4 separate regions of the Homo sapiens genome follow, and regions 1, 2 and 4 are each linked to region 3. The links are chromatin contacts, found by Hi-C or POLR2A ChIA-PET in ENCODE. All regions are on one chromosome and are shown on one strand. The core of a region is the stretch at or near the end of the contact, and the rest is flanking DNA. Distances in the headings are between cores, read along the strand shown. Region 1 overlaps ITK (IL2 inducible T cell kinase). Region 2 holds the start of HAVCR2 (hepatitis A virus cellular receptor 2). Region 3 has its middle 21 kb from the start of ADAM19. Region 4 holds the start of GARIN3 (golgi associated RAB2 interactor family member 3).

What was found. Hi-C counts contacts between places; a loop is a spot of excess contacts on that map. ChIA-PET counts read pairs that join two places held with the same protein, here RNA polymerase II (POLR2A). Pooled maps may share reads with other maps.
Region 1: a map with no recorded cell type shows a loop between it and region 3 (4-fold over the local background). The contact joins two enhancer-like sites. A Hi-C loop is called at or near these places in 5 of 37 single-sample maps with no recorded cell type and 12 of 50 pooled maps. POLR2A ChIA-PET finds 5 or more read pairs at or near these places in 2 of 52 experiments (GM12878 and naive thymus-derived CD4-positive, alpha-beta T cell).
Region 2: a loop to region 3 is called in a pooled map, with 3 times the contacts of the local background. The contact joins the promoter of HAVCR2 here to the enhancer-like site in region 3. A Hi-C loop is called at or near these places in 7 of 50 pooled maps. POLR2A ChIA-PET finds 5 or more read pairs at or near these places in 2 of 52 experiments (GM12878 and activated CD8-positive, alpha-beta memory T cell).
Region 4: a loop to region 3 is called in a map of lower leg skin, with 9 times the contacts of the local background. The contact joins the promoter of GARIN3 here to the enhancer-like site in region 3. A Hi-C loop is called at or near these places in 1 of 168 maps with a recorded cell type or tissue (lower leg skin), 1 of 37 single-sample maps with no recorded cell type and 11 of 50 pooled maps. POLR2A ChIA-PET finds 5 or more read pairs at or near these places in 3 of 52 experiments (activated CD8-positive, alpha-beta memory T cell and activated T-cell).

What each region holds. Positions count from the first base shown.
Region 1 is chr5:157,213,009-157,219,615 of GRCh38, forward strand. ITK (IL2 inducible T cell kinase) reads left to right here. Exons shown (of 17, transcript NM_005546.4): 4 at 1,183-1,311; 5 at 4,859-4,899. Among named protein-coding and RNA genes, the nearest start is that of ITK, 35 kb to the left of the region's middle. RefSeq lists enhancers at 3,658-3,717, 3,758-3,837. Within about 2 kb of position 2,348, at least 4 of the 41 ENCODE cell types and tissues checked have a DNase peak (open chromatin) inside an H3K27ac peak, as active enhancers do.
Region 2 is chr5:157,103,499-157,110,494 of GRCh38, forward strand. It overlaps HAVCR2 (hepatitis A virus cellular receptor 2), which reads right to left and starts at 5,546. Exons shown (of 7, transcript NM_032782.5): 1 at 5,428-5,546; 2 at 3,129-3,464; 3 at 1,168-1,251. The coding sequence starts at 5,485. RefSeq lists an enhancer at 5,333-5,482.
Region 3 is chr5:157,593,321-157,600,650 of GRCh38, forward strand. No RefSeq gene overlaps it. Among named protein-coding and RNA genes, the nearest start is that of ADAM19, 21 kb to the left of the region's middle. RefSeq lists a silencer at 1,083-1,182. Within about 2 kb of position 3,296, at least 5 of the 41 ENCODE cell types and tissues checked have a DNase peak (open chromatin) inside an H3K27ac peak, as active enhancers do; they include GM12878, where a contact is called at or near this core.
Region 4 is chr5:157,162,760-157,169,220 of GRCh38, forward strand. It overlaps GARIN3 (golgi associated RAB2 interactor family member 3), which reads right to left and starts at 3,505. Exons shown (of 2, transcript NM_130899.3): 1 at 2,804-3,505; 2 at 1-899. The coding sequence starts at 3,409.

The sequences.
Region 1 (6,607 bases), core at 1,098-3,597, 380 kb before region 3:
CATTGAGACAGTGTATTAGTCCATTTTCACACTGCTATAAAGATATGCCCGAGAGTGGGTAATGTATAATGAAAAGAGGTTTAATTGACTCACAGTTCTGTATGGCTGGGAGGCCTCAGGAAACTTACAATCATGGTGGAAGGTGAAGGGGAGGCAATCACCTTATTCACAAGGTGGCAGGACAGAGAATGACAGAAGGAGGAACTTGCCAAATACTTATAAAACCATCAGGTCTCATGAGAACTCACGTATTATCACAAGAACAGCATGGGGGAAAATATCCCCGTGATCCAATTACCACCACCTGGTCTCTCCCTCAACACGCAGGAATCATGGAGATTACAATTCAAGATGAGATTTGGGTGGGGACACAGAGCCAAACGATATCAGACAGGGTCTCACTCTGTTACCCAGGCTGGAGTGCAGTAGCACAAGCATGGCTCACTGCAGCCTCGACCTATTGGGCTCAAGTGATCCTCCCACTTCAGCCTCCTGAGTAGCTGGGACTACAGGTGCATGACACCATGCCCAGCTAACTTTTTTCTTTTTTTTTGGTAGAAAAGGGGTCTCGCTATGTTGCCTAGGCTAATCTAGAACTCCTGGACTCAAGTGATCCTCTTGCCTCGGCCTACGAAAGTACTGGGATTACAAGCATGAGCCACTACACCCAACTCTGTTCTGTGCCTTATGTATGTATTTGTTTCAGTAGCAGACCCCCCTTTTTTTTCCAACCAAAATCTTACTTCAAAGCCACAAACCTAGAAGGGAGAAAACCAAAGTGGCTGTGGTTAAAGGTAGGAGAGGTGGGGGGTGGTAATTCCACCTTCTCAACCTTCTCATTACCCTTAAGGCACCTTTGTAGAGCCCAGTGTTTAACAATCTCATTGCATAGTGGGGGAAACTGAGGCTCAGATAAGGGTTTGCCCAACTTAAGAACACATAACTAATGCAAGGCAGAGCCAGACGCAAGCCTAGATGTGCTGATGCCTAAATGTAACATGAACTACCCCAGTAAATAGCACAGTGCATTTATGCGCTCAGATCAACCCATGCTTCTGAGTGGTCTGGGCAATACTCATTCAGGCTCACTCAGCCAGGTCTAATCTCGAGGTGTTATAAAATTGGTAGCCCTTGATAGACTGACCTGGAAATAACTCTTCTGTTGGTGCCAACCTGTTTCAGAAACGAGGAATAATAACAGTTTGGTGCCTAAATATCATCCTAATTTCTGGATGGATGGGAAGTGGAGGTGCTGTTCTCAGCTGGAGAAGCTTGCAACAGGCTGTGCCCAATATGATCCAACCAAGAATGGTAAGAGACTGGGAATTCCCTCTAGTTTTTGTGAAATGACCATAAAAAAGTAAAAGCTTTTGGCCTTTAATCATTGAGGGTGTCAGGAACAGAATGCAAAATTCTACATTTTCAGAATTTTCCAAGAGGAATCATCTGTCTTTCCTACCAGCCTGTTGGTGCTTCCATCTCAAAGCTGATGTCTACAGCTCCTAACCACTTGAAGTGTGCTCTTTGGACCAGCAGCATCAACATCTCCTAGGAGTTAGTTAGAAATGCAAATGATCTGGCCCCACTCATGACCTACTAGATCAGAATTTTCATTTTAACAAGATCCCAGGAGACTTATGTGCACAGTACAGTTTGAGGAGCCCTGCTATAACCTGCATTTGAATGGCATGGTCTATTTAAATCTTAATTAAAGAGGCAGCCTTAAGAGATATAAAATATTTATGTCTTACAGTGACATCATGTCACACATAAATTTAATTACACAAATTCAACTCTATACCCTTAAAGGTGAGAGGAATTTTTTTTCTTTTACATTTTACTCTGTGATTTCTCCTTGCCTCCTCTTCAAACTTGCCCTTGACCTCCACAGTCTCAGAGAGGAGAAGGCCGCAGTCTAAATGCAAAGTGAAAACAAAAAAAGCTGTTTTTTTGCCTTTGACAGTAAAGGCTCAGGTCCAGGGGATTGGGCTGCAACTGGATTTTATTGATGACTTTGGAACCTTAACCTCCAGTCGAGTACAACTCCACTCGAATGCATTTCACATTTATTATGCTCTTGTTCCTCTCAACCATCTGGGGTACATGGCGTGATGTTAAGGGAATGGGCTGCCTTGAGCAATTCAGTATGCTCCGGGTCACACCGCTGGAAGTGCTCTGCAAATCCATTGTCGAATAGGAATAATGGCCCATGTGGATTGTTTTCCTTCCATTTTCCTCTCTTCTCAACCTCTTTTGCCATAGTTTCCCTTTCTCATTTATTCTTTTGTGCGCTAAAACTTAATACTGAAAATTGGCAACCCAAGGCGGATGTAACACATGGCTAGGTTTTCTGTGGCTTCCTGATTCATAGGCCCTCTCATTGCCACTTTAAAAACCACCACTTTTCACCCTGCACCTTGGGGAAAAAAGCTCTTAGACATAATCGATCCCTGGGCCCAGAAGAACAATACTTAACAAGTTTTAGAAATTGGTAACTATTCAAGTGATCCTACACATTAGTCCTGTTTACCATATTCATGCGGGCCAATATTTAATAAAAATGAAATGGAAAGTTTTCTCTGGATAGGATCCACCATAATAACAGAACGGCATGGGCTTACCTCTGTGAGTGAAAGCCCTTTCCAAAGTCAGTGATCTGGTCTCCAAATTTCTGCCAATGCCTTGCTGTGGGCCCTCAGATGAGTCACGTGGCCATCAAGGGCCCCAATGTCCTCATCTCAAAAATGGCAGGGAGTTCTGAGGGGCTTAGGATGAAATAATACCTAAGCCCTTTTCCAATTCTGAAATTCTTTGACTTGGTATTTCCATTTTGTAATTTTCACCATGCATGCTGCAGCTATTCCTCTTCGGGGCGCAAGTATTTCCCTCCTCCAAGTGATACACATGTGACTGAGGTGCTAGGGACATCTGAATGACTCACCAGAATGCCAGTGGGGGAGGACTGGTCATGCTGAGCTGTTCCCCATGTGAAACCAGGGCCTGAGCACTCTTGGGGTCCTGCTGTGGTTGTCATGCAGTCACTGTGCTAATGGTTTTGCTTTTGCATTGCAACCCATTGCCATATCCTCCTCTGAGCATCTCCTCACTCTACCCTCTTCTGATTTGGTTAAATAACTTCATGGATCTGAGTTTTGCACAGTTGAGAGCAGAGTTTTCAAGAAGCACACTGCACTGTGAACGCAGCTTATGGTCATCACCCTGGATGAAGGCTCACAGGATTCCTGGTACCGAGCACATTGGCAGTGCGGGTCTATGAGCACTGGGCTTTGGATAATCCCTCTGAGCCTCTAAGAGCATTTTCTCACCTGCAATATGGGGATAATGATAATAGATAGCTATGTGTAAGGCTGGGAGATTCAATGGTGTTGTGGAAAGCAGTACAGCTGCCAACATTTACAGAGTTCTTGATAAATGGTAATTGTGTCTACTTGTCTTCCTTATTGGTGGATGAAAGAATCTGAGGCTGAGATATAGCCTCAGAACTTGTATGGGTCTGGGAAGCAGCAGAAGTGGATGAGTAAAAACAGACCCAGCCACACCCAACCCATAGTAACACCCATTTCTGCAACCAGAACTGGCCCTGATCTCCCCACTGTGGGGAGGGAAAGGAAGGAAGGGAAAAGCAAGGCCAGAGGACGAAGAAAGAGAGACCAGTCATAGAATGTCCAGGGCTGGAAGTGGCCAAGGCTCACAGCTAGTATTGGTGAAGCCAGAGTTAGAACACCAGTCTCCCAGCTCCAAGTTGAGTTCTAAATAGGAACCATACTTCCTATTACAGGGGTTTTCCTTCTTCTGTGGTCATTGTATACCCAGGTCACTATCCCAGCCTACTCTTTCTTGGCAAGTCTGCACGGGACTGGGCTCCAGTGTCAATGTGTGACTCTCCTCTACCACATCCCTGATGTGAGCTGTCCAACTTCAAGTCAACCTCATACAGAAATGAGGAACTCATCGTCTACCTATGCAGCCCATTCTCTTCCCATCTCTCGTTATTAAGGACGTCTTTGTATTAGCCTGAAGTCTGTGCAGTGCCTCCCGTACCACAGAGAGCCCCAGACACAGCCACACACCTTTGATTCATTGAGTCCAGGAATGGCCTTTGCAGAGCTACAAAGGAGAAATAGTGAGAGATGCATATGAAGAGATGAGAGGAAGGAGAGAGAGAAAGAGAAAGAGAGAGGAGAAGAGAAGAGAAAGGAGGAAAGAGGGAAGAGAGAGGAGAGCTAAACAGACGGAGACATGGAAACAGAGATAAGCAGAAAGACAAAGACAGAGAGATGCTGGGGTTGGTATAGTTTGAAAGAGGCAGAAAGAACACATATTCAGATGCCTTAAGGCAACTAAAAGTGGATCCCAGCCCACTCAAAAAGCAGCACAATGACCTCCCACCTCAGCCACCCCCTCCTCAAGCCCACAACCATATCAGGAAGCTAGTGAGTCACTGTCCCCCTGAGTCACCAATTCCCACTCCTGAGCTTAGCAGGTGGCAGAGACATTCCCGGAAGTCTCTATGCCTACAGGGAAGGGTGCAAGTCTAACCCCACTGGCAGGCTTTTCCTGGGAATACAGAAAGAGAGGGCCCCCGAATATGGACTTCTGGAAGCTTCTGGTGTGTACTAGAAAAGGGAATCAGAAACCAGCAGGCCCAAGGAGATAAAAGACAGCTTCTGACAAGGCCAAGTCAGGTTTCACTGTGTCTTATTGCTCCTTCTGGCCCCCTTTCTTCTGTTGTTTTCCCTGGGCCCTTTTTCTCAGAAAAACCCCCTGGCTGCTCACTTCCGGTTGGGTCCATTAGTTTTCATGCTCATTTTTTCTTTTCCTGTTTTTCTCTTTTCAGCTTCAAAGAAGCCTCTTCCTCCTACTCCTGAAGACAACAGGGTGAGTGAGAGCGCTAGCTCCGGGTGCAGGTGGGCCCACAGGCTACCTGATTGGCATGTTCCTATTTGCATGTCCCCCTCTCCCCATAGTTTTCAAACCCTGGCTGCATGCAGCAGGCTGTCATGATTCAGCAGAACTCAACACATTGGGTATTTTTGGGCTTGAACTCTCTTGGGGGGTCTGTCCACTTAAAGGACCATTCAGCTGCTAAATCTCCATCTCACTTTATTTATTCAACAAATACTGATATCAAATTGGGTGGCCATTCACCTGACCACTTTGGAGTATAGTAGCAGCTCACTCTACATAAAAGTGTGTCTGGCATGGTGGCTCACGTCTGTAATCCCAGCACTTTGGGAGGCCAAAGTGGGAGGATCGCTTGAGCCCAGGAGTTCGAGACCAGCCTGGACAACAAAGTGAGACCCCCATCTCTAGAAAAAATTTTTAAAAATTAGCTGGTGTGGTGGTGCACACCTGTAGTCACAGCTACTTAGCAAGCTGAGGTGGGAGGATCACTTACTCCCAGGAGGTCGAGACTGCAGTGAGCCATGACTGTGTGCCACTGCACTTCAACCCGGGTGACAGAGCAAGACCCCGTCTCCAGAAAAAAAAAAAAAAAAACAAGGTGCACATCTACTCTTCGCAAGCATTTTGGAGACATACATTTGTTGATATTTTATATATTTCAAAGCACTTCCACCCCTTTATTATCTATTTTAAAACTTACTATCCGTTCTATCCACTTCAGAGGGTTTTAGTTTTATTCTCATTGTAAAGCTTGGGAAATCAAATCCCAAGACAGGTCTTGAGGCTTTTCCAAGGCCATTCAGCAACTTAGTAGGATGCAAGGTTTCTGGCGTGGTGGTCTTTAACTCGAGTGGTGGTTCTCAAAGTATAGTCCATGGACCAGAAGCATCTGCATCACCTGGGAGCATGTTAGAAATACAAATTCTTAGGCCCCACCCCCAGACCTGCTGTGTCCAAAACGCTGGGGGAGGGGCCCAGGAATCTGCATTTTAATAAGCCTCCTCACTGATCTATAATATACTGACTTACAAGTCTTAGATGGCATAGTACCTACTCTAGGGCAGCTTATTTTGTTAAGGAGATGAAAAAAAAAAGATGGGGGAAAGGATCATGACCTTTAGGTAGGGAATATGACCCTGACCTTATGATAATATTAACACCAATATCCACTTTTCTTTCTTTTTTTTTTTTTTTTGAGATAGAGTCTTGCTCTTGTCACCCAGGCTGGAGTGCAATGGCGTGATCTCGGCTCACTGCAACCTCCGCCTCCCAGGTTCAAGCGATTCTCCTGCCTCAGCCTCCTGAGTAGCTGGGATTACAGGCGCTCACCATCATGCCCGGCTAATTTTTGTATTTTTAATAGAGACCGACTTTTACCATGTTGGCCAGGCAGGTCTTGAACTCCTGTCCTCAGGCGATCAACCCACTTCAACCTCCCAAAGTGCTGGAATTACAGGCGTGAGCCACTGTGCCTGACCAATACCCACATTTGAGTACTCGCTCTTCATTCCAGAGCAAGTTCTTTAACAAGAGCTTTCAGATTCCATTTCCTCATGCTTCTTCCTGAAGAATGAGCTCTGCCTTTTTTCCCTTCAGCCAAAATGGTGACATTTCAAAACTGGCAGCGTCCCCATAAAGGAAGCTCTAAATCCTCAAAGCCCCAGCCTGGTGTTTAGATCTG
Region 2 (6,996 bases), core at 4,296-6,795, 490 kb before region 3:
TGGTATAACTTTATTATTTTCTGTCCCCACCATATTTAGTTTCCTCTCTAATTGCATAAAAGATGTTGGCTACCAATCACTAAAGACTAACCAAAGACTGAAACTTTGGAGAGCTAAAACCAGTAACTATAGTAATAATAAACAGTTGAGTGCTTTTTATGGGCCAGGTACTATGCTGAGCATTTTACATACATTATCATGTTTATACATTACAACCACCTCATGACATGGGCACTGGAATTATCCTCATTGTAGAGATGAGCAAACTGAGCTTCAGAGAATTTGAGCAACTTGACTGAGGTCACAGAGCTATCAAGAACAGCTGAAATTAGAACCCATTCCACCTGTCACTGAAGTACTTTAACCACAATCTCACTGTGCCTCCTGATCTTATAATATTAACGACAACAGCTAACATGTACAAATTGTGGTCAGACATTGGGATAAACGTTTTAGACATTTTCTTATTTAAAGCCCATAAGGTGTGATTTATGAGATTTATGACATTATGAGGTGGGACTCACCTATTAACCTCATTTTACAGAAGAAAAAAAAAATGGAGCTCCAGAGAGTTTAGAAGAGACCAGGACACTGACAAGAAATACCTTAAAATTAACCTTCATGATCAATGTGACTTGACTTCTGCTTTATGCCCAGTGTTCTCTTCTGGAGCACCCTGAGTACGTCCTTGCTGAATTACATGAAGAATTTAACTATTCTTTCTGTGGCTGGAATCCAGGGAAGGTGATGGGCTTTATTCTAGCTAGAAGGCATCCTAGAAATCACCTAATCCAATGTGTCAGTTCCCAAACACAGACTGACACCAGTTCATGACCAAACATCACCAGTCCAGGGTCAGTCAGAAAATGTGGACAAAGTAATGAGCATTTCATTCAATTTAGTTAATATTTAAGTAAAATTAAAGACTATAAAGTTTATTAACTTTTTTCCAGTTAAAATTTAAGTAAAATAATCCTAAGCCAGACCATCTTTTTCCCAGCACAGGTGTGTCTCCACCACTTCCCTCTTTTCAAACACTATTTCAGGTGCACGGAGATATCCATGCCTCCACTCTCACACTGTTTTCTCATCTTTTTTTCCCACATTCAAAATCCTCTGAATTCAGAGCCAGCTAAAGATTCCCTCCTCTGCCCCATGCATAGTTACCTGGGCCATGTCCCCTGGTGGTAAGCATCCTTGGAAAGGCTGCAGTGAAGTCTCTCTGCCGAGTCGGTGCAGGGGTGACCTTGGCTAATGTCAGAAACAACATAAGGATGAAAATTATCTGAGAGCAGAAAGCTTATTTCAGGGAATCAAAGGGGCAGCAAGAAAAAAATGCGAAAGACAATTAAGAAAGAGAAATACACCCTCAGCTTCCAAACCTGCCTGGATACCTACGTTGAGAGTGTATCACACACTTCAAATGTTTGACAAAGGTAAGATGCAGTCATCATTGTTACATTCTGATTATTAATAGCGGAACTAACAGCCACACAAATGGCCATAATTACAGGTTGAAGACTCCTTATCTGAAATGCTTGAGATCAGAAATGTTTTAGATTTTGAATTTTTTTTTTTTTTTTGAAACGGAGTTTTGCTCTTGTTGCCCAGGCTGGAGTGCAATGGCATAATCTCGGCTCACTGCAACCTCCGCCTCCTGGGTTCAAGCAATTCTCCTGCCTCAGACTCCTGAGTAGCTGGGACTACAGGCATGTGCAACCACACCTGGCTAATTTTGTATTTTTAGTAGAGACAGGGTTTCTCCATGTTGGTCAGACTGGTCTCGAACTCCCGACCTCAGGTGATCCACCCACCTCAGCCTCCCAAAGTGCTGGGATTATAGGCATGAGCCACCACGCCCAGCCATGTTTTTATTTTTTTATTTTTTAGTATCTGCCTATACTTATGTTCCAATGAGCTTTTCCTTTGAATGTCATGTCAGTGTCCAAAAAGTTTTGGATTTTAGAGCATTTCAGATTTTGGTGCATTTTAGGTTTTAGATTTTCAGATTTGGGATGCCCAACCTATAAAGGCTTTTAATAAAATATTATCACATAAAATCCTTCTAATGGCCCACATGATCGGTATTATTGTCATATTTTATAGAAGAGGAGCTCACAGCGTTTCAATAACTTGCTCAGGATTATATAGCTAGTAAGAGGCAGAGTTAGATGTAAACTCAGCTCTATCTGGGCACAAAGTACATGTTATAGAAATCTTAAGTCTGTTCACCTCCCAGCATACATGCATAACCCAGCAGTTCACCATGCTGGCTGCACCTGGGGTAAAATCACCTGAGGTAGACTCTGTAAAAAGCTAATGCTTAGCATCTACCTCCAGAGATGCTGATTTCTCTGGTTTTTGGTAGTGGGGTTTTTTCTTCTGCTTTTTAAGAGATAGGGGTAGCCACAGTATATCAGCCAGGCTGGTCTCAAACTCCTGACCTCAAGTGATCCTCCTGCTTCAGCCTCTCAAAGTATTGGGATTATAGGCATGAGCCACTGTACCTGGCATCTATAGTTGTTTAAAAACTCTCTATGTGATTCTAATGAGAGTCAGGGTCTCTAACCACTGATCTAGGCCTTTCATCCCATCTATACATTCCACCCATGAGTTTTGGCTTTTCTTTTCTTTTCTTTTTTTTTTTTTGAGACAGAGTTTCACCCTTGTCAGCCAGGCTGGAGTACAATGGCGAGATCTTGGCTTACCACAACCTCCGACTCCCAGGTTCAAGTGATTCTCCTGCTTCAGCCCCCCAAGTAGCTAGAATTACAGGCTCCCGTAACCATGCCTGGCTAATTTTTTGTATTTTTAGTGGAGACAAGGTTTTACTATGTTGGCCAGGCTGGTCTCGAATTCCTGACCTCATGATCCACCGGCCTCAGCCTCCCAAAGTGCTGGGATTAGAGGTGTGAGCCACCACGCCCAGGCACACCCATGAGTTTTAAAACAGAGAGAAGGTGTTAAATATCACTGAGCATCACCAATGGGGCCTGTTAAACTTTAGGTCTTAGTGGCCCTCCTCCAGGGCTATAATTAGGGAAGTCAGAGATGAGAACAATCAGTACCTTTAATATGATCCACAGATAAATCTTATTCATAAAGATGGCATGCAAATGTCCACTCACCTGGTTTGATGACCAACTTCAGGTTAAATTTTTCATCATTCATTATGCCTGGGATTTGGATCCGGCAGCAGTAGATCCCACTGTCTGCTAGAGTCACATTCTCTATGGTCAGGGACACATCTCCTTTGCGGAAATCCCCATTTAGCCAGTATCTGGATGTCCAATAATTCACATCCCTTTCATCAGTCCTGAGCACCACGTTGCCACATTCAAACACAGGACAGGCTCCTTTGCCCCAGCAGACGGGCACGAGGTTCCCTGGGGCGGCTGGGGTGTAGAAGCAGGGCAGATAGGCATTCTGACCGACCTCCGCTCTGTATTCCACTTCTGAGGACCCTGCATAGAGAGAGAAGGAGAGCCAAGACTCAAGCGGTGAGTGAGGTTACTCCATTTCAGGAAAACTGCAAGCCATGTCTTACAGAATAAAGAGGAAGCTACTGCTGCAGTCCTGTTTGGAGGATGATTCGCTGTGACAATGCTTCTCAGATGTGAAGGCCATCAGAATCACTGGGAAGCCTTGCGAAAACACAGATTGCTGGGCTCAACTGCTAGAGTTCCTGACTCAGTTGGCCTGTGGTAGAGCCTGAGAACTTTTATTTCTAACAAGTTCTCAAGTGTTGCTGAAGTGGCTGGTCTCAGAACCTCACTTTCAGAAACACTGCCCTAGGAGAGAATTGTGGCCCAATTCTGTGAACACGGGAGAACAGGGCTGATGGAAACAGACAATCAGAAAATTAGTCATGGTCAGCCAGGAAACGGCCCGCCCATCTGGGCTACTTGCTTGTTCATCAACAAAGGGAGGCTCTCCTAACATACTTCTCTTTTTAAGCAGCAAGTGCACAGTAAATACAAACCCTTGGTTAAATAAGGATCTTGTGTATTTGAAACTACTCATGGAGTTGTTTTAAGGTTTAAAGTTGTGAAAAGAAATTAAATTTTGGGACCCCAAACTCATTCAGTCAAAGGGAAAAGTCAAGCTGGGAACTGGGTCACAGAAACCTGCCTCCTCTTTTTGATTCCTGAATAAGATGGCTACAGGATGAAAGGCTGCATACCTCCCCCATATTTTGCCCACAAGGAAATTCCTGGTCAGCTGTGCAATGCAGATTGATAGCTCATCTTTACCGGTGCGGTCACCCTGGCCAGACACAAATGCGTTATCTGATTGTTTCCCTACCCCATTTTGTCTGTGTTATCTAATGTAAAATGCAGATTCCCCATATTTTTCCTCTGCCCCCCCCCCTTTTTTATGTGAAAACTGAGTGCTTCTCAATATCCCACCTTGTCCCCTTTAAATCTGGAGCCCTCAAAATCATCTTCTGAGAAAGTCATAGACCTGTCTCTCAGGTGCCTCCTTAACTTTGGCAAACAAATCTCCTAAAATGATTGAGACTTGTCTCCTCATTTTCCTCAAATGACAAAGTTAATTCCATTAAAAAAAAACTATATATATTTTATATATGATAAAACATTCATTATATATTTTCTTTTGATTTTTTATGTCCCCTTTGTTTTCATATGACTCAACTACAGTAAAAACATTCAAACACTATCAAAGGTGTATGAAAAAGTGGCCGGGCACACGGTGGGTCACGCCTGTAATCCCAGCACTTTGGGAGGCTGAGATGGGCAGATTACTTGAGGCCATGAGTTTGAGACCAGCCTGACCAACATGGTAAAACCCTGTCTCTACTAAAAATTAAAAACATTAGCTGGGTGTGGTGGTGCACGCCTGTGATCCCAGCTACTCCGGTGCCTAAGGCAGGAGAATCACTTGAACCTGGGAGGCGGAGATTGCAGTGAGCCAAAATGGTGCCACCACTGCACTCCAGCCTGGGCAATAGAGTGAGACTCCATCTCAATTGAAAAAAAGAAAAAGAAAGAAAAGAAAAAGAAAAAAAGGAAAGAAAAGAAAAGAAAAATATGCCTTACTCTCCCAACTCTTTACCATTCCCTGGTTCCTTTTCCTAGAGCTTATACATTAAGAAATGTCCACATATTCCTGCTCCCCGACAATGCACACACACAAATAGAAGCCTAATATATGCATTATTCTGCAACTTTTTTTCTTTAATAACATTATAATTTTGAGACATTCTATACCAGTATGTTTTGTCAGACTCACTGTTTGTATCATGATTATATCACATTTATTTACCCACTCCCTCATCGACGGACATTTAGGTTGCTTCCAAGCTTTTGCTATTACAAACAACATTACAATGGCCATCCTTGTATCTCTCCCTTGTCCTCTGTACAGCACCATTATGTCATTGTAAATATCCATGCCGAGACTTACTTGTAAGTAGTAGCAGCAGCAGCAGCAGGACACAGTCAAAGGGAAGATGTGAAAACATGGAGCTTGCAGAAGAAAAGTCAGAGGACACCTCTGTTAGGCACAGTTTTAACTCTCCAAATGGACTGGGTACTTCTTCCAACTGTCTACTCCACAATCACATGAGCAGTAGCCGCCCCCACTGAGTGCTAGCTCAGCACACCCGGGTGTCTGATTGCCAGTGATTCTTATAGTAACACTGCCAGGTCTACAGTCACATTAAAGGAAACCAAAGTTCTCTGTCATGCCACACTACACACATCCTGTAAGTGTTCTGATGTCTGTCCTGTGATATCAACAAAGAGGAAGCAATACTTCAGTGGAAGAAAACGCTACTCAGTCATGGCACATAAAGAGAACCCTCTAATAATGTCTCAGATGAGATACACCTGAAATGGAGCATGTCCGAGTCCATCTGACTAGCGGGGAACACAAAGTACAGATGCATCATCCATGGATTCATTCACTCAAATCAGTCCCTTCATCAGGCCTGTGACCAAAGTTTATGAAGCCCCTACTTTGCACCAGGCACTGGACTAGGAAGTGGAACACAACAGTGAATGGCATGTTCCTTATCCTCACATTTACAGACCATAGCAACTCCCAGCATAAGCCTCACTCTCATCCTTCTTCTAACACAGATTAGGTTGTATCCTATAACCTTGCTGAGTCTCAGTTTCCTCATTTATATAATTTATAAAATGAGAAAATTGTATTAGATAATACATGCATGGCTCTCTGTTCTAATATTCTGACTTTGACCTTCAAACTTCCAACTCTTCAATTTAGAAAAAACATGTTCCTTTTGGCAACAGTTCCTTTCCTCTACTCTGAGTAGAATTAAGGGGATCTTGGTATCCTGTTTCATCTCATGCATACAAGGTGCCCCCTCTCCCCTACCCCAAGAGGCTTTGGCCATGAATGATCAGAAAGTGTTGAGTTCCAGCCACACTCCCATAACTGAGGTAACAGCTTAGACTCACGTAGCCTCAGCTCTGGGAGTGTGACCTTTATCTGGACACCTTAAAAGCAAAAGCTTTTTTTTATAAAAGGGAAGTGAGCTCACAGGCTGAGTGGTTTCTGAAAAGCCAGTGGCCTTCCTCTATGTCTTGCCTTCCTGAGTTTCTTTGTCATTCACATTTATGCCATTAAATGCATTGGGTATAAATACCAAATTTGTTCAATATAAACAAATGGCATTTAATATAAATATGCAACTTGTTCAATGTGTGTACTTCCCATAGCATTGCAGAGTGGCAGTTACTCAAGAGATCATAATCAATTTCTCATTTTATTTTATTTTATTTTTATTTATTTATTTATTTTTTTGAGATGGAGTTTCGCTCTTTTTGTCCAGGCTGGAGTGCAATGGCATGATCTCGGCTCACTGCAACCTCTGCCTCCCGGGTTCAAGTGATTCTCCTGCCTCAGCCTCCTGAGTAGCTGGGATTACAGGCATGTGCCACCACCCCGGATAATTTTGTATTTTTAGTAGAGACGGGGTTTCTCCATGTTGGTCAGGCTGTTCTTGAA
Region 3 (7,330 bases), core at 2,046-4,545:
CCAAGTGTGGTCCACAGACCAGCAGCATCAGCAGAACCTGGAGCCTATTAGAAATGCAGACTGTCAGTTCCCACCCAGACCTCTTGAATCAGAAGCTGCATTTTAATAAGATCCAAAAAAAAAAAAAAAAAAAAAACCCAAGGTGATTTGGCTGCTACTTAAAGTCTGAAAAGCATTGCTAGGAGACAGTCCAAACTTGATTTTACATATGGTAAGAGAAAACAAGTGTTTTCCTGGAACGGAAGCTAAGGATTGGAAAAGCCCAGAAAAAGAGAGATTGGATATAAACAAGGATCGTAGGAGGCTTCATGAAGGAGGGGTTTTGAAGTTGAGCCTTGAAGCAGAAAAGTGCATATGAACAAAAGTACAGAGATGGGAAGTGTTTAGTGTTTGGGGAAAGGCAAATGGCCTCATGTGACAAGAGGGAGAGAGCGGGAGGTGAAATTAAGAATAATAGGAGCAAATGGTCAAGGATGTTTTCTGTATGGATAATAAGGCAGCTGGAATCCTCTTTGTGAGAGGTCATGAGCTGGTGACCTGTGGGCCAACACAGTGTTGTAAAAATAATTTGGATTGTAGTTGTGTCCAAAATATTTTCAAAATGTTAAAAATTTAATTATCATAAAAATACATAGTGAGCATTTTCCAGGTTTTAATTAACTAATCAGAGAACCAGCAAGATCACCAAGGTGGTTCAAAAAAGGACAGGAAAAACTAGACAAAAGGAACTCTAAAATAAGATTGAGATCCAAACTGGTTAATAACCTACAGGGCAATAAAACTACATTCTTTGGGGTTATCTTCTCTACCAGACGATAATCGTTTACAGCTTTACTGGACAAAAAAAAAAAAAAATCATTGACAATTTATTCGTTTTCTGTAATTTAACATCCAACTTTACAGAGTTATAAAATGTCAGACCCCTAATTAATCACAAACAGTAAACAGCAGGTGAAACAATCTTGTGTTTCCCTGGAGTTAGACAATGCCCTGAACAGAAAAGACAGTGAGTGGTTAAGGGCAGTGATTCTCAAACCTAAGCTTAAAGCAAAATTCCCTGAAGGGCTCATTACAACACAGAATGCTGATCTCCAACCTCAGAGTTTCTGATTTAGTACATCTGGGGCAGACTGATGATTTGTTCTCAGTTGATGCAGATGCTATTTACCAGGGAAAACCCTTTGAGAACCACTGATCTTAGATGCCACTGAATGAAAGAAACTGCAGTCATTCTTTTGCCTCATTTCCAAATTTTGGATATTTTTTCTGAACAGTTGCCAAATGTTCAAAAATCAGAGAAAAAAAATTCCTGATTGTGGCTCTTATGAAAAATTAGAAAGTCAGACAATAGTAAGTCTAAATTCTCCCGTGGTGACAATTGCTTAAAGCTCAATATCAGTTGCTCCTTTTTTTTTTCACTAACCCTAACCTACATCACTCATTTATTTTGCTGGCATTTGATTTTGATATCCCTGCAAAACATGGTGGAAACACAATGCAGAATTTGGAGGAGGAACATGAGTGCAGCTGGTTAACACCTATCTCTGTATCACATCTGATCAGCTCAGGCACCCAGGGCTGGCTTCCCAGAAGTACAACCCAGGCAGTTGCACAGGGCATCATTCTCAGGAGAGCCTCACACTTGATTTAATGCTCTGGTATTGCCATTTTGCAATTCTTAATAATTTTTGGAGAAGAGGGTCTCACATTTTCGTTTTGCATTGGGACCCACATATCATGTAACTGTTTTGCAGCCACCTCAAAGTTTGGAATCCACACTTAAAGGTGACCCTCTCATCACCAGATTGCTAAGGAGAGGAGGAGGTAATTCCAGAATCAGAAACCTAGGGGATACTTTAGAAACCATCTTGCCCTGCAGATAGGGTCACCATTTCATTTTATAGCTAGGGCTACTAAGGTCCAGAAAGAGGAAATTGACTTCCTCAAGGTCATGGACAAATCCTGAAAAGGGAACCAGATTAAAAGTCTGAAGTGGTGAGTCTGCAAGGCTGTGAATACTAAGGCTGCCAGCAAGTTTATGTATCTGATATACCCCTGCATACCAATATGAAAATTCCTGTTTTTCACTTAGCTCAGTCAACTTTGGGTTGATCTGGTTGAAGCAGGAGAAGGATGTGGATAAAACGGGAAGAGTGGGGGTGTGATCTTTAAACAGATCAAGAAACTTGTATAAACAGACCCATTTAGAATAAGGATTGTGAAAGGAAAAAATCTTATATATGAACTCCACCCCTATGTTTGTTACAAAGGACAGATCTCCACCTAAACCCCTAAATAAACTGCAGAGGCAAAAGCATTCAGGAAAAACCCAGCAATATACTACCCAATTGAAAATGGCAATCAGCTCAACATCCCTAATCATCAGAGAAATGCAAATCAAAACTACGATGAGATACCACACTCTAGTCAGAATGGCTATTATTAAAAAGTCAGAAAACAACAGATGCTGGCAAGGCTGTGGAGAAAACGGAATGCTTATACATTGCTGGTGGGAATGTAAATTAGCTCAGCCACCGTGGAAAGCAGTTTGGAGATTTCTCAAAGGACTTAAATAGAACTACCATCAACCCAGCAATTCCATTACTGGGTATATATCCAAAAGAAAATAAATCATTCTACCAAAAAGACACATACACTCACATGTTCATTGCGGTGCTATTCACAATAGCAAAGACATGGAATCAACTAACCTAGGTGCCCACCAGTGGTAAATTGGATAAAGATAATGTGGTCCATATACACCATGAAATACTATGCAGCTATAAAAAAGAATGAAATAATGTTCTTTGCAGCAACATGGATGCAGCTGGAGGCCATTATCCTAAGCAAATTAACACAGGAACAGAAAACCAAATACTGCATGTTCTCATAAATAAGTGGGAGCTAAACATTGAGTGCATATGGACATAAATATGGAAACAATAGACAACGGGGACTACTAGAGGGGGAAGCGGTGGGGCAAGGGTTGAAAAAAAAGCTATTGGATACCATGCTTACTACCCGGGTAATGGGATCATTCACATCCCAAACCTCAGCATCATGCAATATACCCATGTAACAAACCTGCACATGTACCCCTGAATCTAAAATGAAAGTTGAAATTATTGTTTAAAATGGCAATCAATAAAGCACTTAATTTCAGCTGGCTCCACTTAGCCAGAGAACAGCTCGAAGACCTGTAGGTCTCGACTGCCTAGTTTTAGGTTAATGGCTGCACACACTCAGAAAGTCGAGTTCCTGCAGCTGGTTGAGTGGTAAGTTGAAGTGAGAATTAGGCAAATAAGTCAGCCCTTGCTCACATCTGCTCTTGTGGTCTGAGTGGGTGGATCTTCCTCTCCTCCCCAACCACTGCTCAGGAATAGTCAAGAACACAACGCCTGGGTGTAGAACTGCATCATTAAACCCACTGTGCTTGGCTCAGTGATGGGTATATGGCCCTAAGCTGGACCAATGGGCATCTTCCCCAAGACTCTTGACAGCTCTATCAAAAATTTGCTTTCTTCTCGTCTGAGATGGTAAGCAATATAAGTTTGGAGCTATGAGTTGTCTTCTTGCTGCCATGTCAGGAAAGAACCTGTCTAAAAAATGAAGTCAAACAGTGGTAAGAGGTATGGAGAAAGAGAGAGACAAGGTCCTAGTATTATTATTTGAACCTGTGGATTTAGCCATGCCTGAAGTCAGCCGCCTCAACTTTTCAACTACATGAGCCAATAATTTTCTTTTTTGCTCAAGCTAGTCTGAGTTAGAGGTCTGTCACTTGTGACTGAAAATATCTCAATCATGCAAAGGCCTCCTCCATTCTAGGCACTGTGCTAGCTGCTGGGATTATAAGAGTGGACAAAGACACATGTCATTCCTATCTTCACGGTACTTAGCATCTAGTGGGAAAGATGACAGTAAGCAAGTGAGCAAATACACATATACATAAAATATAATAATTACACATTGATATTTGTAAACAATTGATGCTAAAAGAGAGAATGAGAAAGGAGGACTACTTTAGACAGCATGGTGGGGTAAGGCTCTCTTGAGTTGTTTTTTGAGCTGAGAGTTTGTGGTTGGTATGAAGAACAGAGGGAAGAAAGTTTCAGGTGGCAGAGACAGCCACCATTCTCAGGCTTGAAAGGCCTCTATTCATTCCAGGACCTGAAAGAAGGCCTTCATTCATTCACCCATTCAACAAACATCTGTTAGACGGTGTCAAGTGCTAAGTACAAGGAGATAAAAGCAGCCCCTGGAGAGTTGATAAGAGACATTGAAAGCTATACAAATGTTTGAACCATGTTATTCAGCAATTCCACTTCTAGAAATTCAGTCAAAAGAAAATAACAGGAATTTCTGCAAAAACATAGCTATCAGGATGTTCATTGAAGCGTTATTTATTTTTTTAACTCTAATTGAAGTGCCACAAACATACTAAAAGAGTGCACATAGACCGGGTACGGTGGCTCACGCCTGTAATCCCAGCATTTTGGGAGGCCGAGGCAGGCGGATCACCTGAGGTCAGGAGTTAGAGACCAGCCTGGCCAACATGCCGAAACCCCATCTGTACTAAAAATACAAAAATTAGCCGGATGTGGTGGTGCATACCTGTAATCCCAGCTACTCAGGAGGCTGAGACAGGAAAATTACTTGAACCCAGGAGGCGGAGGTTGCAGTGAGCCGAGATCGTGTCACTGCCCTCCGGCCTGGGTGACAGAGCAAGACTCCGTCTCAAAAAAAAAAAAAAGGATGTACATATCACAGTAAACAGTTCAACTATTTTCACGGCCTGAACACACCCACATTATCGAAAAAGAAAAGAGAACATGCCCTGCACTCCAGAAGTCCCCTTTTGCCACCTTCTAGTCACAAATCCCCCTTTAAGCAAGGGTAACTACTAGCCTGACTTCTAATAATATAGATTAATTTTGCCTCTTTTTACTTTATATAAATAGAATCATCCAGTATGTAACTTGGGGGAAAGGGATATGGGAAGGTCTTGGCTTCTTTTGCTTAAGTTTTGTGTTTGTGAGATTTCACTATATCGTTTATGTAGTTATAGATTGTCTGTTCTGCATAGTATTCCATTATCAGAATGAACCACAGTTTAGTCATCCGTTCTACCATTTATAGATATTTGGGTTGTCTCTAGACTGAGACTATTACAAACAGTGCTGTTGTGAGCATTCTTTTGGTTAATATATATTTGCATTTCTTTTAGGTATATACCTAGGACTGACATTGCTGAGTCATAGTATATGATCAGCTTTAAAAGATATTGTTAAACAGTCCAAGAAAATGGTTGTATCCATTCATACCTCAATCAACTTTGTAAGAGAGTTCTGGTTTCTTCACATGGTTGATAACACTTGACATTTTCCATTTTTAAAAAAAATTTAGCCATCTGGTGGGTTTGTGTTGGTACTGACTTTTGGTTTCAACTTTCATTTTCCTGATAGTGAATAAGATGATTAGTGAAAATCTTGTCATCTCTTTGTTGGCCATTAGATATCCCCTTTCCCAAGGAGCCTGTTCAAGTCTGTTTTCCATTTTTCAAGTGGGCAAGCTGTTTTTTTCTGTTGGTTTGCAGGAGTTCTTTAAATATCCTGGCTACAAGCCTTTGGTCAGTCATATATATGAAAATATATTCTTCCACTTTACAGGGTACGTCCTTACTCTCCTTTGATACAAAGCAATTCTTAACATTAATATCTTAGAATTCATCATTTTTATGAGCACTACTTTTTGTATCCTATTTAAGAAATTGTTGGCCAGGTGCTGTGGCTCATGCCTGTAATACCAGCACTTTAGAGGCCAAAGCAGACAGACCTCTTGAGCCCGGGAGCTTGAGACCAGCCTGGGCAACATGGCAAAACTCCGTCTCTACAAAAAAATACAAAAATTAGTTGGTCATGGTGGCCCAGGAGGATCACTTGAGCCCGAGAGGCAGAGGTTGTAGTGAGCCAAGATCACGCCACTGCACTCCAGCCTAGATGACAGAGCGAGACCTTGTCTCAAAAGAAAAGAAAAGAAAAGAAAAGAAATTGTTTCCCACCCCAGGAGCAGAAAAATATTCTCCTATGTTTTTCTCAAAAAACTTTACTACATTCATTTTACATTTAGATCTATAACCTATCTGAAATTTATCTTTATGACGTGAGGTAGAGATCAAGATAATTTTTTCCATATGGCCGTGTTTCCCAAATGGTGCACCAAGTCACCCTTGGGCACTGCAGTAAACTCACAGAGGGGCCATGGGACATTTTACCTTTTTGAGGGAAGCACAGTGACAACTGTTGGATACCATATAAACTGTTAGCTGGAAATCGTTCACAGTTTCAATGTTAAATCATACTCCATTCCCTTCAATGACATGATATTTTTGCAAAGCAGGGTTTTTTGAGGTTGCTATGATAAAAAGTAAATGCCATGTGAAATCAGGAAATGAAAATGATGATGTTGTCTGATTCCAAGACCTGAGAAACTGTGTAGTCCTCAACAGGAGCACAGTCTACAGTCTATTGGTCAATATTGTGGTTACTTAAAAACAAAATATTTTTTCTTTCAATTTACAAGTATTTTTTTCCAAACGATTACTACGTTGTTAAGATATAATTATTCATTAAGTTGTTTGGATCTAACTACTTAATAAATAGAACTGTTAAGTATTTCTTTTTCTTTCGTTCATTCTTTTTTTTTTTTTGACAGTCTTGTTCTGTCGCCCAGGCTGAAATGCAGTGGCATGATCTCAGCTCACTGCAACCTCTGCCTCCTGGGTTCAAGTGATCCTCCTGCCTCAGCCACCCAATTAGCTGGGATTACAGGCATGTGCCACCATGTCCAGCTAATTTTTGTACTTTTAGTAGAGATGGGGTTTCACCATGTTGGCCAGGCTGGTCTCGAACTCCTGACCTCAGGTGGTCCACCTGCCTTGGCCTCCCAAAGTGCTGGGATTAAGAACTGTTAGGTATTTCTTTTGACTGAGGGTTGCCATGAAAAAAATTACTGAGACACTAAAGTTACCATATATGGAGAAAGTGTGGGAACCTTCCTGAGACAGACAGACTCCAGGGCAGTCCCCACAGTTTCCACCCTAGTGTTTGTGTTCTTCTGTGATCCCTGCTCTTGAGTGTGGATGGAATCCCTGACTTGCTTCTAAGCCACAGAATACAGCAAAGGTGACTGATGTATGTGATTGTATGTACAGTACATGACTGTGTTACATTAGACTGTAACACCCAATTTGGGAGGAGACTGCCTCCCTTGTTGGCTTTTAAGAAGCAGGCTGCCTTGTTGCGAGTTACTCTGGGGAGAGGGCCATGTGTCA
Region 4 (6,461 bases), core at 2,255-4,754, 430 kb before region 3:
TGGGTGGAGCTCTTGCGAGAGGAGCCATGTCGCTTGCCCCTTACGTTGCTGTACCCTTTTTCTTTTTTGTCATCTCTCGTGTTTTTATGGCCAGATGCGGACCGGTGGGAAGACGCTTTCTGATTCTTGTCCCCCGCTCTCCTGCGGTGACTTTCACCTGCCTTGCGGTGATGAGAACTTTTCCTACTGGGATGTCTGTCCTTCTTTTCTCTTCTTTCCTTGTTTTCATTCCAGACTTCAGCACTGGGCTGGGAAACTTTCTGGCTTCCATCTCGTTCACTCATGTAGCCTTCGCTTTGCAAGGTGGAGATGAGGGGTCCCACTGCTGGTCCTTCAGTTCTTTCTGCTGCACACTTGCTGGTCGTAATACTGCCTGCAAACGCCGCACTCAAGCTGCTGTCTTGGGAGAGACTGGCGGCCCCCGCCATCGAGGTGGAAGTACCTTCCAAGGAGGTGCTTGCAGCACCCACCAAGGCCAAGCTAATACCCTCTGAGGATATGTTGGCAGCACCTGCCATGGACTTGCTGGATTCATTTTCTCCTGGATTTTTGATAGCTGCTCCCGCCAGCGCTGTGGTCACTTGACCTGGGCCTGCAGATTTGGTTGTTGCTATGCTCATAGCACCTGTTGCAGGACTCATTGCTGCCCCTGCTATTGCCACATCTGTTCTAGGTCCTGTTGCTGTTCCTGCCACTGCCATGCCACCTGCTGTCCTTGCTGCTCCTCCTTCAGCAGCCCCTGGAGTGCTCGTGGATGGAGAAGCCGCACTAGCCGTTCCGTGGGAGGCATGTTGGATTCCCTCTCCCCCAGCATAAGCAGAAGAGGTGGCTGCAGATACATCACAAGGCTTGTAGAGCCCAGTCTCACTCTGATCCCCTTCTCTGTGGAGCTCTGCAGCCTATACCAAGGGGAAGAGAAACAGATGAGATTGAGATGACTGAAAGGGAGATCAGAACTTTCTACTCCTCTCTTATCCTGGAGTTAATTCAAGGGCTTATAATTAGAAGAACCTGGGTCGGGTGTGGTGGCTCACGCCTGTAATCCCAACACTTTGGGAGGCCAAGGAGGGCAGATCGCTTGAGGCCAGGAGTTCAAGACCAGCCTTGCCAACATAGCAAAACCCCGACTCTACTAAAAATACAAAAAATTAGCTGGACAGGATGGCGCATGCCTGTAATCCCAGCTACTCAGTAGGCTGAGGTAGGAGTATCGCTTGAACTCAGAAGGCAGAGGCTGCAGTGAGCCAAGACTGCGCCACTCCACTGCACTCCAGCCTAGGCAACAGAGTGAGACACTGTTTAAAAAAAAGAAAGAAAGAAAGAAAGAAAAAAGAAAAAAGGAAGGAGAAGGAGAACCTCTAAAATCATTAAGTCTAAGTCTTTTGTCTTTTTTTTTTTTTTTTTTTTTGAGACAGAGTCTTGCTCTGTCGCCCAGGCTAGAGTGCAGTGGCACGATCTTGGCTCACTGCAATCTCCGCCTCCCAGGTTCAAGGGATTCTCCTGCCTTAGCCTCTTGAATAGCTGGGACTACAGGCGCCCACCACCATACCTGGCTAATTTTTTTGTATATTTAGTAGAGATGAGGTTTCACCATGTTGGCCAGGCTGGTGTCGATCTCCTGACCTCTGGTGAGCCGCCTTCCTTGGCCTCTCAAAGTGCTGGGTTAACAAGCATGAGCCACCGCACCCGGCCTAAGCCTAAGTCTTGCTCTCATTTCTTGCCAAGTTCCATCTACAGCACCCCTTCAATGGTCACTCAGTTTTGGTTGAGCAATTCCAGTACCAGAGAAAGTACTGATACAATTCCTCATCCTTGGACATTGTATTTTACACACTTATTTTTACGTGCTCTGCAGGACAGATTTCCAGAAGTGGGATTGCACAGTCAAGGGATACACTCACTTTACATTTTGGTGACTACTACGATTGTGCACGTGCATACACACACACAGGGTGTGCTGATTGACACAGAAATCAGTGCCTGGTAGTCACAGGGAGACAGACTGTGACTCAAATCGAAGAAAGACTTCTTCATTGTTAAAAATATGGCACAGCACTTTAGTGGATGATAGTGAAACCTCATCTCCACTAAAAAAAAAAAAATTATAAAAATTAGTTGGACGTGGTGGCAGGTGCCTGTAATCCCAGCTACTCAGAGGCTGAGGCAGGAGAATCTCTTGAACCCAGGAGGCAGAGGTTGCATTGAGCCGAGATCGTGCCATTGCACTCCAGCCTGGGAGATAAGAGCGAAACTCTGTCTCAAAAAAAAATTGCACAAAAATCTGTACAGTCTCCAGTTGCACATTGGAGACTCAGAAGGGTTGGAGGGGGTGAGGGATGGGAAATTACTTAGTGGGTACAATGTATATTATTCAGATGATGGTTACACTAAAAGCCCAGACTTCACCAGTATGCAATATAGTCACACACACAAAGCTACACCTACACCCCTTAAATTTATACAAATAAAAGTTCCACAACAAATCAGACCACCTGGGTTGGGGTATTAAGTGTTCAAGAAAAGACTGACGATCAGGATGGTGTAGAAAGGATTTCAACCCTGGGTGTGAGACCAGAGTAGCTGATACCTAAGGTCTCTGAAATTCAGCCTTATGGGACACACAAGCCCTCCCACCTCCCAGTGTGGTAAGTCCCCTAGTAGTGGCTCATTTGGTCCTGAGCCCTTGCACATGCAATACTTTTTCCAGGTGGGCCTCAGAAGGCACCAAAGGCTTTGTAGGACTGGCTTTGAACTGCTCCCCCAAAGAACCTGCCCCATGTTCTCGAGCCTTTGAGAGGCTTACCACTAGGCTTTTGTTGTCTTCGGGTGGTGCGTCCCCAGATAGAAGTGTTGGGGTACTGCAGTAACTCTCTACTGGTGGCCTCAGGAGATAGACAAGTTTTTCCCAATAGCAAAAGAGATCTTCCCGTGTGTCAGAAGAGGGACACAACTGCAGATAAAAAGTACGGCCAGTGGCGAGTTTCAGGCGCAGCTGCTGTTTCTCATGATCGTGGATGGAGATCTTCACAAATTTCAAGGGAAGCAGTCTCGTGAGCTCTAGAGTCTTGACGGGCCTGCGACCTCTCCCCTTGGCAAACCGGCCCCATCTGACATGCTGTTCACAGATTTTAGTTGGTTGGGCCAGAACCATGACGTCAGGCAGTGGGAGGATGGGGCTGGTGCAGACGATGCCCACTGTCACCATTCGGACACGGTTGTGTACATCAATCACCTCTCCCTTTTTGTTTATCTGAATAAAATTACTCTCGAACATTGGTGCATACTTGAAAATGTTGTACTCTCCTCTGTTGTACAATTGTCGTTGCAGGTCCCCCATGGAGGTTTTGAACGCACTCATTGAAGAGTAGCTGTGGGCTGTGTAATAAGGTAAACAAGATTCATTGCTCATGGTTCTCTTCGTTTAAGACAGCTCCACCAGCCACAAATAGAGTCCCCGAGAGAGAGACGGAGAGAAGGTAACTGCCCATCTCCCTACAGGACTTCTGCCTAAATCTCCTGGCACCACCACATTTATCCCCTGCAGTCCTTTGTGACCTGTGCGCATCTCACACCCCTTTGTCCTAGCCTCCATGTAGCTATCCCCTCTGGTCAGTGTCACCAGCCTCCCCCACAAAACAAATCAATGCCTCCACAGGGGAGAGGCTGACCCTGCCTGGGGTGTAGGTGTGGGTAGGCTGGGTGTTCTTTTCAATCAAAATGCTGGGACACATAATTTATGAACCATTCTGCTTTTATAAATATCTGGGTTGTTTCCAGTTTTGCTGTTGTTACAGTTACCCCTTCAAGGATCATCTTCTTGCAAAAATTTTTTTGCTTGGGCTGAATTACTTCCTGGGGGTAAAATCCTGGGTGTGTATGGTGTGCTTGCTAAGGGCAGGGGTGCTGTCTAGATGCTGATCTCTGTGTCTCCAGTGTGTAGGTAGCACAGTGCCAGCAGGCACTCAGGGATAGGTGTTGAATGAATGGTCTGAAGGGACTCCTGCTCCCCATCAGAACTACAGAACCAGGGTTCCATCTGTGTGCTGATTTTCAGGATATGGAGGATTTTCTCACCTAGTCTCTCATTTGAAGCAGTTAATTTTTTTTTTTTAATGGAGTTTCACTCTTGTCACCCAGGCTGGAGTGCAGTGGTGCAATCTCTGCTCACTGCAACCTCTGCCATCCAGGTTTAAGTGATCCTCCTGCCTCACCCTCCCAAGTAGCTGGGATTACAGGTGCCCACCACCACACCCAGCCAATTTTTGTATTTTTAGTAGAGTCAAGGGTTTTTCACCATGTTAGCCAGGCTAGTCTCGAACTCCCGACCTCAGGTGATCCACCCTCCTCAGCCTCTCAAAGTGCTGGGATTACAGGTGTGAGCTACCCCACCCGGCCGGAAGCAGGTTTATTTTTTAAAACATCATTTTAAAGTGAGAAAACCAAGGCTCAGGATTGTCTTACTTGAGGTCAGAGTCCAAAGCTGGATTCTAGGTCAGAGCTTTTTCTCTTCCTCAAGCTGCATGGCTCACTGATAATCTCATTCTGCATCAGAGCTAGTGTCATTGGTAGTTAGTGATGTGTGTGGGGATTTACTGGGAACCACAGGAATTCTTGGAGGTCTTGAATCACCGTAGGATTTCCCACACTGATATGTCTGCTGCTTCAGTCTTGATGCCTGCTTGATAAACCACTGACGTTCCGTTTCTTTTTAAAGCTCTTCTGAGAAATGGTGGCAAAGACATCTTTCTGGAGTTTTTGTTTTGTTTTGTTTTACTTTGCTCAAGGTGAAGAATCCAAATTCCCCCTCCCCCAGCTAGAGAAATACTTCTGAAATAAACATACATTCCGCCAAACTCAATCATTACCATGTGGAGGTCTTGAAATAAACTTCAACCACAAAATGTTATTTTTGTATCCCCCAGTGCCAACTGCAGTGCCTGGCACATTGCAGCTTCGCAGTAAATATAAACTTGCTTGTGCCCATTGAGATTCATTCTTCCATTTATTTATTCAAAAAAGTTTAATGAGCAAGTATTTTGTTTGGGACCAGCTAGAAAGTGGAAATGCAAAGATAAAGTTTCCTATCTCTGAAAAGCTGAAATATTTTTTCTAAAGATATTGAATGACTTTTTGGGGAAAAAAAAGAAAAAACAAAGTGGCATATATTCTGTTATAAGGGAATCATAACTAAAAGTCAACACAATTATGTTAAAAAGTAAGAAGTTGGAGCTATATATAGATGTAGCCATATATTCTTCTCATATGTTCATTTCTGATGAATAATTAATAATGACAGAACTATAATTGTATGATTGAGAACCTGCTATAAGCCAGGCATGCTGTTGCCACCATACATTCTTCTAAACATTTTAATTCTGGCTGGGTGCGTTGGCTCACATCTGTAATCTCAGCACTTTCAGAGGCCAAGGCAGGAGGATCACTTGAGACCACGAGGGAGAGATCAATCTGGGTAAAACATCACAAGACCTTCAGCTCTACAAAAAATAAAAAATATTAGCTATACATGGTGGCATGTACTCAAGAGGCTGAGACCTGTCTCTAAAAAAATAAATAAATAAAAATTTTGATCCTTACAACAAGCCTAAAATGTATAGGTCTCTCCGCATTGCGCCCCCAGCCCTCTTTTTTTTGAGAGTCTCGCTGTGTAGCCCAGGCTGGAGTGCAGTGGCAGCATCTCAGCTCACTGCAGCCTCCACCTCCCAGGCTCAAGCGATACTCCCACCTCAGCCTTCCCAGTAGCTGGGACCAGAAGCACAGCACCACCACATGCCTGGCTTTTTTGTAGAGATAGGGTCTCACCATGTTGGCCAGGCTGGTTTTTTAACTTCTGGCCTCAAGTGATCTGCCTACCTCAGCATTCCAGAATGCTGGGATTACATGCGTAAGCCACCACACCAGGTCAGGTTTCTATTTTATAGAGGGAAAATGAAGGCTCAAAAAAATTACAGGCAGATTGGACACAGTGGCTCACTCCTCTAATTGCAGCATTTTGGGAGGCCAAGGTGGGAGGATTGCTTGAGCTCAGGCGCTCAAGACCAGCCTGGCCAACATGGCAAAATCCCATCTCTACTAAAAATACAACAAAAAAAATTAGCTGGACATGATGGCACATGCCTGTAGTCCCAGCTACTTGGGGGAGCTGAGGCAGGAGGATCGCTTGAGCCCCAGAGGTGGAGGCTGCAGTGAGCCAAAACTGCACCACTGCACTCCAGCCTAGGTGACAAAGTGAGACCCTGTCTCAAAAACAACAACAAAAAAAGAAGTTACAAGAAATTTCAGCAAGGTCACATAAGACCAAAAGCACACCGACATCCCAAAATATGGCAATGGTTAAACTATACTAGACTGACTAGACTGGTGACACTAATAGGACAGATAGAATACAAACATACAAATGCAAAGCAGCATAAATTTATCCATTCACTCCATTAATATAATTA